Linked DNA regions of Homo sapiens: regions 1 and 3 are each linked to region 2. Evidence: read pairs that join two places in POLR2A ChIA-PET (ENCODE). Cell type or tissue: IMR-90. All regions are shown on one strand. Region 1 overlaps ARL15 (ARF like GTPase 15). Region 2 has its middle 140 kb from the start of MOCS2-DT. Region 3 has its middle 77 kb from the start of FST.

Region 1 (2,500 bases), 1.0 Mb before region 2:
TGTAGCGTGGAAGATGTCTGTGATTCTGTGTTCAGAAGAATGCCCCTTGAGTCATTGTCAGAGAGTTTCATCCTGTTTAGAGCACTCTGCCCTCTTGAGATAGGAAAAATATGCATTATATAAAGAATTTTTTCAAATCAGGGTTGAAACCAGTAGGACTTTTATTTCTTTGTTAAGTGGTAAATCAGCCTAACTAGAACCCTGTGGTCTCTTGGGATTTATTTCTACTTGGAGCATTGTGGTCTTTGAGTTGGGTTAATATGAATGGAGCTTCTAGGACTTGTTCAACTCTTGAATTAGTTCCTGAGGTACCAAAAGTGACAGACCAGACTCTGAACAGCATAGACATATCAAAAGAAAACGATTTGGAATTATGGAATTCATTTTAATGAATCTGTAATGTCAAATAGAGTGGTGACTTAGTACCTATGTAATTGTTATGATAATGGTTGAAGGAATCACACTTTCATCCCATCTACCCTGGTTCTTCCTTTTCTGCTAGTACAGAGAAGCTGGTTTGCATTTAAGCTCAGAGTGGCTCTGAGTAGGAGTAGGACAAGGAAAGAAAGAAGAGTGCAGAGTGCAGGATGTGCATTCCAGAGTGGCACCATTAAAGATGCGCATGCTGTATACCTCACGCTAGGATGGCCAAGGGAACATTAACGTGCTTTAATAAATGTGCTTTCCTCTGAGACTATGGGCTTAGACAATGGTTTGCATCACTCTTGAATTCTAACACATTCAGGGTTTATTTGGGGGAAATTATTTCAGGTTGACGAATGAATTCTAGCATTTCCTGCATTCCTGTTTGTCTGTATTCACAGAATCAGTTGTACCACTAAAAGTAGTGGAAATTCTAAGTGTTTTGGGTAGGCATCCTCTTCCATGATTCTTAAAATATTGGGTATCTGTATTACAATCAAGTTGCTGGCCAGGAACGAAAAGGATTTTTGCTCATTGTAAAGCAATGTTATAATTTTGCTGTGATGTTGTAAGACCATGTGATAATGTTGTATACTGCTGATTGTCCTATTTGTCAGATAGCACATTACTTGGCCATTCTTTATGCCTGTATGTTCTCTGAGATACAGAAGAGTTATTGTAGTCATTTACCTCCCCTGCAGTGTAGGGGTCTATAGATATTGTTGATTTTTGGGTGTCTGAATGTTGATGACCTCCCAACCATGAAAATCTGTTAAAATCCTGGACTGTTTCTTTTTTCCACTCATCTCTAACCTGTTTCTTTCACTTGCCGTCACTTCAGGGAATTTCAACTAGTTTCAGTATTGGGAAGGAGAAGATGTGTGGGATAAATAAGCTAATAGAAATGTTGAGTTGCTGAAAAATCACATCCTCATTCCTGGAAAGAAATGATTTAGGGGTGATTTGTAGTTTTCCAGTTTACTTATATATCTATTTCTCTGGTGTGAGTCATCAGGAATGGATGACAGAACTGTTTGACAGCAGCCAACCCCAAGGTTAAGTTTATATGTGTGTGCATATATCAGTATGTGTGTGTGTGCATATATGAGTATGTGTGTGTATGTGGGGTGAGTGAGTCCTGCCTATTCAAATGGGTGAGTGCCCATGGTTGACCCCAGGCTGTTCTGTTCTTTGTTTAGAGGCCTGATGAATACTGGGTCCAAGATGAATGATCATAGGTGCACCCTATTAGGCTCTAATCATTCAACGTAGGCCTCTCTGTCCTAAATTGAGAGCCAAGAGGATAGCTTGGCTGGATTGAAAGTGTCTCCACTGGACAACAAGGGTTGAAGTAGCTGTCTAGACTGAATACAGTCTTGCCCCTTTCTTTGAATTTGTCTATATGGTTGTTCATGTTTCAAAATGTGTGTTTTCCTTACAGAGCCTGAGGCAACCACCTCTGGCATCATGTTCTCCCCATTCCATGACACTGCCCCCGTTTCCCCACCTCAGCTTAGCCTGGAGGGGCTCAGGGTGGGTGCTTTGGGCCTGTGATCTTCATGTTTCTTGGCAGCTTTGGCTTGATCACTGAATCTTAGGGAGAATCTGTTTTTCATTTCATGCCCCTCTCCTTCCATTCCCCTTCTGATCTGGTGGCTTTCCATTACTCCAGAGGATGTTGAGCTGCATTGGGGACTTTTTTGGCCCCAGGTAGAATTAAGTGCCCTGGGGAATTTGTACATTCTGGAGCTATTCTAGGGACAGTATGGGAATTATAGTTGAATTAGGATCAGCTTGTGATCTAGGACTTCCTTTCAAGAGAAGGTGGACTCTCTTAGAGTGTAGTTCTTTAAGGATTAGTAATTGCTCTTTTCCCAGCACCTTGATTTTTCTCTATGAATCTCTTGCCTCAGATCCCCTAAAAAAATGGGGCTAGACAGACATAGCTCGTGAATAATGTGAAAACTTGATGTCCCTCCATGAGTATCCATCTGTAACGGGAGGATGGGTTGATTTCTTTTTGAGACAGGTTCTCACTCTGTTGCCCAGGCTGGAGTGCAGTGGCACAGTCACAGCT
Region 2 (2,500 bases):
ACACAATCACGAAATCACCTAACACATTTCTCACAATGTATCCCCTTTGTGAAGGGACAAATGAATTCAGAATGCCAACATTTTAATTCATAATATGACACATCAATTATCATCGGTGTACTTGGGAGTTATGGCCTCTCTCCTGGAATCAAGGTATTTGGGAGTCAGACTATTAATCGGAAAGTTTGAGAGTCAAACCATTAGTCACAAATAGGTAACTGGAAAATAGAAAATAGGAAGTGGTGTTTGGAGATATTCTACTTAAGTTCAGAAAGCTTTGATGAACTATTACTAACCCAGTGTCTCTTCCAAAAAGACATTTTTTCTTTAATTCAGGCCGCCCTCTTTTCCTTGAAATGCATTTTCTTAAGATCAGTTAATATTACTTATTAATATATAAATTAATATATGGGACTGAGAAAGAGTCAATTCCTTAGGCTTCCAGGGTTACCCCCAAATACTGGTTTATACACATCACAGAGGAAATGAAAGGCTCAGATTAAATGACCCAAAGAGTGTCACATAGTTAGCAGGTGCCATAGCTGAGCTCTGCCCTCAGGTTTTCTTTAAACTTAGCGCTTGTGGCTTTTACTAGTCATTGAGAGAGAGCTGCTGTTTAGAGGCTACAGCATCAAGAGCTATTCTAGGGGATAAATGAAGTCAACATGTGTGATGAAATTATTAACATGTACTTAGGACACATATCATTGCCGAATGTGTATGTGCAGTCTGTGCCCTGCTCCCACTCTTGTCAGCGGGAAAGATTGTTGTCCTTTGCATCAGTTTCTGGGCTCCCCTTTGGATCAGAGAACCTTAGTAACAGTCAAGGCAGAGGAAAAAATGAAAGAAAACCAAGTGGCTGAGTTGATTTACACAACAGCTGAGGGAGAGTGTAGAGGGGAAGGAAGAGAGCAAAAGCTTTATGGGGTTGGTGTCAGGGAGAACATATTTTGCTGCAAAGAGGAAAGTGAAGAGAAGAATAAACGACTATAGAGAAGCTTGGATGAGAGAGAATTGTAAAGTAGAAGACTAGGAGTTGAAAAATTATTGCTTTGAGTTGTGAGTTAAATTCTCTTTGCATAACACAAGCAAATAATAGAATTATTTTTCATTACTCATGGTTATTTTACAGGACTGTTTCTTTGAGTGAGACTCCTTGGCAAGGCTTGTTCATGTGGAGTCTCAGGGTTTATTTACATCCTGGCTGGAGGAAAGACACATCATTCCTCAAGACTGATTCATTTGAAGTAGAGGTCGGGCTGGCTTTATGGGGCTTGTGGCCAGCAGGACTGTGCAAGGCCCATGCTCAGAAGGACCTCATGTTTTTCTATTGCAGTCCTGAAATTCTTAATAATCTTATTCCTGAATTTGCGTTGTATAGGTGAAATATGATGGGACATGGAGTGGGGGTGGGAGAATGGGGGAGGCTTGGGCTGGACATACAGGAGGACAGGGTGGGAGGCTGGTGGCAACTGGAGGCAGCTCCGGTGGCAGCCTTTCCAGCACTGGTGAACCTCATGCATTCAGCCTATTGCCTACCCTGATCTAGGGACTGAGCGATTCTGGGTGGAAAGGTTTAAAGATTCTTGGACTCACCTGTCTGCCCTGAGCTGGGCCAGTGGGAAGGGGAGATGCCTAACTCGACTTCTCCAAGGGTGGCTGGTGGGACCTGAGATAGCACACTACATGCCCCATGTCTCTGGACTGGGTCCCCAGCCAGGGCTTTGTAGTGAGGGGTGGAAGTAGGGTGGAGGACGTCTACTCTCTCTGGCAAGTATACCTGTGGCTTGGACTGCTCCAGGGATTGGTTCTGTGTTTTGGGGAGTTCTCTCTTCTTGCTTCCAACCTTCCTGAGTTTGATATGCATTTTCCCTTTCTGGTCAGCTCAGAGGGCCTGCAGGGTTGAGCCAGTAAATATGAACTGGGAAATTTTGGAGATCTCCTACCAGTTAAATGCTCTTATATTTACATTTAAAATTGGCATGGCACAATATGAAGGTGAACGGTAAAATTTATGTTATTAACTTAAAATTTTAATTTTTCTTGACTTAGGATGGCATTAGATAGCAAATAAAAAACATGACAGAGAGGGATCACTAGAAGAAAGGAAAAAGCTTGATATTTTAGTACTTTTAATGGCAACTTTTTCCTGTTTTTTGACCAAGGCGCCTTGGGTTTTCATTTTTCACTGGGACCAACAGATTATGTAGCCAGTCTTAAGCAGGGAAATTTATAAGACATAATTGCCAGAAGTCTGGAGAGAGCTGGCTGAAATGGTTTCAGATTTAAGATGGAAATAGAGTCAATGCACCTTGCTACTGGAAATGGTAGGACTCTTTTGGATGGATAAAATGCTGCAGAGCATAGGACCCTGTCAGATTCTGTAGTAGGGCAGATATTAGCTCAAATTCTGACTTTCCACAGTTTATTAATAAAACTTAATATTTCCTGGCAAATGAACTATTCCATCAACTGTGCCATGGGGTGTTGCTTGAATATA
Region 3 (2,500 bases), 150 kb before region 2:
ACCATTAGAGTACATTTCAACTCAAAATAGCTGCATTTTGGCCGGGCATGGTGGTTCATGAACAGATCACCTGAGTTCAGGAGTTCGAGACCAGCTTGGCCAACATGGCGAAACCTCATCTCTACCAAAAATACAAAAATTAGCCAGGCATGGTGGTGCACAACTGTAAACCCAGCTACTCGGGAGGCTGAGGCAGGAGAATCACTTGAATCCAGGAGGTGGAGGTTGCAGTGAGCCGAGATTGTGCCACTGCACTCCAGCCTTGGCTACAGAGTGAGACTCCATCAAAAAAAAAAAAAAAAAAAAGCTTATTTCAAGGGCTCAATAGCCTCATATAGATAGTAGCTACAATGTTGAATAATGAAGAGCTAGAAGAATAAACATCAAAAATATTAATAGTTGTTATCTATAGGTTGTACAATTATGAATTTATCTCTTTGCTTACTCATATTTTCTAGATTTATAATAAACATATGTTACCTTCATAAGATGAGAAATCTATGCTTAATTTAAAATATGTCATAAAGCAACTTTATATGGTGAAACTCTCATTTGTTCATACCTCTAAAAATTCTAGTGGAGAGAGATGTAGTCTGTTTTTAAGACAGTTGAAGTTTGTGACTTCAGTACTACAGGCATTTCAGAGAACTGTGTGTGTGTGTGTGTGTTTATGTATATAAAGATCCTGTATGAAGTCCTTTCTGTGGACCCTGGCAATCTCTACAGTCATGGAGGTGTAGTGGCCCTGAGGCACAAGAACAAGCCTTTTGGTGATGATCATTAGCCTGAAGTTGTAGTCCTGAATTTTGATCAAATCCATTTTTCTTCATCAGAGTATTTTTACATTTGTCAGCCCAGGACGACCTACTGGACCAAACACAAAATCTGGGATAGATAGTTCTTGGGTTAGTTGTAGAGGTTAAGTGTGAGCATTTCAGAGTATTTGGGGCCAGATTCCCATCAAAAACAATCCGTTGGGAATTTGGAGTACCCAACTGTTAGCCAAGTTAGGGTCTAGTTCAGTATTCCTATGAAATGACACACTGGAATTATTCTGTCAGAGGGAGCTATGGAATGTACCCCACCACATGATTAGATAGCTCTGAACTATAAACAGTGGAACTGTTGGAATGCCAAATGGAGTCACATGGAGATAAGTGACACTTTACATCTTAGTGGCATCACAACAAACTACTATATTCGTTAAAGATTTACACTTTGGGTACCTTGGCCTATGTAAGTGATGGCCTAAAATGATGGCCTAAATCATTTCTTGTTCCCTTAGTATTTATTATAGTAAAATTAATCATGATAAAAATCATTTGACATTAATGCCCATGTCATAAGTACTTATCAAATTTCTGCCCCATGATTCATTATTAATTTTTCAAGATATTCTCAGATGTTCTGGGGATAGAGTTAAGATGTCCCTGGGATGATTTTCCAAGGTTATGACTAGAGCAATTTGGTCCAATCAGACAAAGTCTCATGTGCCTGTAAGCATAAAGCAACTTCCAAGACACATGCGCACCAGACCACTGGAATTCCTTGGCATTGTTTTACGAAGCAGGAGGCTTGGGTAGTGGGACACTCAATAAACTACTCAGTATTTCTTTTTGTTTTAAAAACAAGTCATTCTTACAAAACAAGCCTTGTCTTTGGTTTCCGAACCACAAAATTCTGAAGCTGGGGTTTTCAGGAAACCACTGTATTTCTGAATGAAATGTTGCTAAGCCCCATCATCATTTTTGGTTATTGCACTCTGTTCAGAGGCTCTCATGGTTTATTATAAGCCATTTCATACAGGCCTTGGTAAAGATACTGATGTAGAATTAAAGAGAAAAGATGTGACATCTCTTCTTTTTTTAGGCTACAAGAATTAATTGACATTTTCCCTGGCCATTTTCTTTGACTCATTGGCAGAATAGATATGATACAAAACTGCTCTGTTCCCTGTTTCATAGAACAAACTATTTGAGGAAGAATGTTTTCAATGACATTCCACGGAGTGGAAAAATTAGTCTCCTCTATGTACAGGGATAGTCACAGAAATTTTATGGTCTATCAAACCTAGGATTTGGAAAAAATAATCCAGTGAGCTTTACTAAAGTTTCCAAAAAGACTTTGCATCAGGGCAAATTGCTTTAACAAATAGACCCCAAAGTATATAGGTTCAAATATAATACAAGTTTATTTCTTGTCCATATACCAGTGGTAGGCAGGGGAAAATGTGGGCAGTAGCTTTTCTCCACACAGTCATTTAGAAATCTAGGTTGATAGAGGTCTTGCTAACTTCAGTATATGGATGCACCAAGGTTTTCCCAACAGGGATTTCCTACTAGGGAAAATAAGCCAGAGAAAAGAATTTTATGGACCAGAACTGGACATGGCATGTAACATTTCCATGGCATGAGTGGAAATCTTGAGTTCATAGGCTAGAACTCAATTTATATGGTCTTACCTAGTTGTAGAGAAGACCGGAAAACGTAGTCCTTAGCTG

What was found. Peaks named below come from ENCODE experiments on the same cell type or tissue, not always from the same donor. Only the 100,000 strongest peaks of a DNase experiment are listed, where the experiment ranks them.
Region 1: POLR2A ChIA-PET joins it to region 2 with 5 read pairs; 1 of 35 experiments calls an interaction of 5 or more read pairs at or near these places.
Region 3: POLR2A ChIA-PET joins it to region 2 with 15 read pairs; 1 of 35 experiments calls an interaction of 5 or more read pairs at or near these places.

Annotation. Positions count from the first base shown.
Region 1 is chr5:54,258,273-54,260,772 of GRCh38, reverse strand. All of the region lies in intron 1 of ARL15 (ARF like GTPase 15), which reads left to right. Among named protein-coding and RNA genes, the nearest start is that of ARL15, 51 kb to the left of the region's middle. In IMR-90, no CTCF peak of the experiment used is centred here; a DNase peak (open chromatin) is centred at 1,462.
Region 2 is chr5:53,248,451-53,250,950 of GRCh38, reverse strand. No RefSeq gene overlaps it. Among named protein-coding and RNA genes, the nearest start is that of MOCS2-DT, 140 kb to the right of the region's middle. In IMR-90, no CTCF peak of the experiment used is centred here; a DNase peak (open chromatin) is centred at 1,210; H3K27ac peaks cover 1,264 bases.
Region 3 is chr5:53,402,526-53,405,025 of GRCh38, reverse strand. No RefSeq gene overlaps it. Among named protein-coding and RNA genes, the nearest start is that of FST, 77 kb to the left of the region's middle. In IMR-90, no CTCF peak of the experiment used is centred here; a DNase peak (open chromatin) is centred at 1,055; H3K27ac peaks cover 1,041 bases.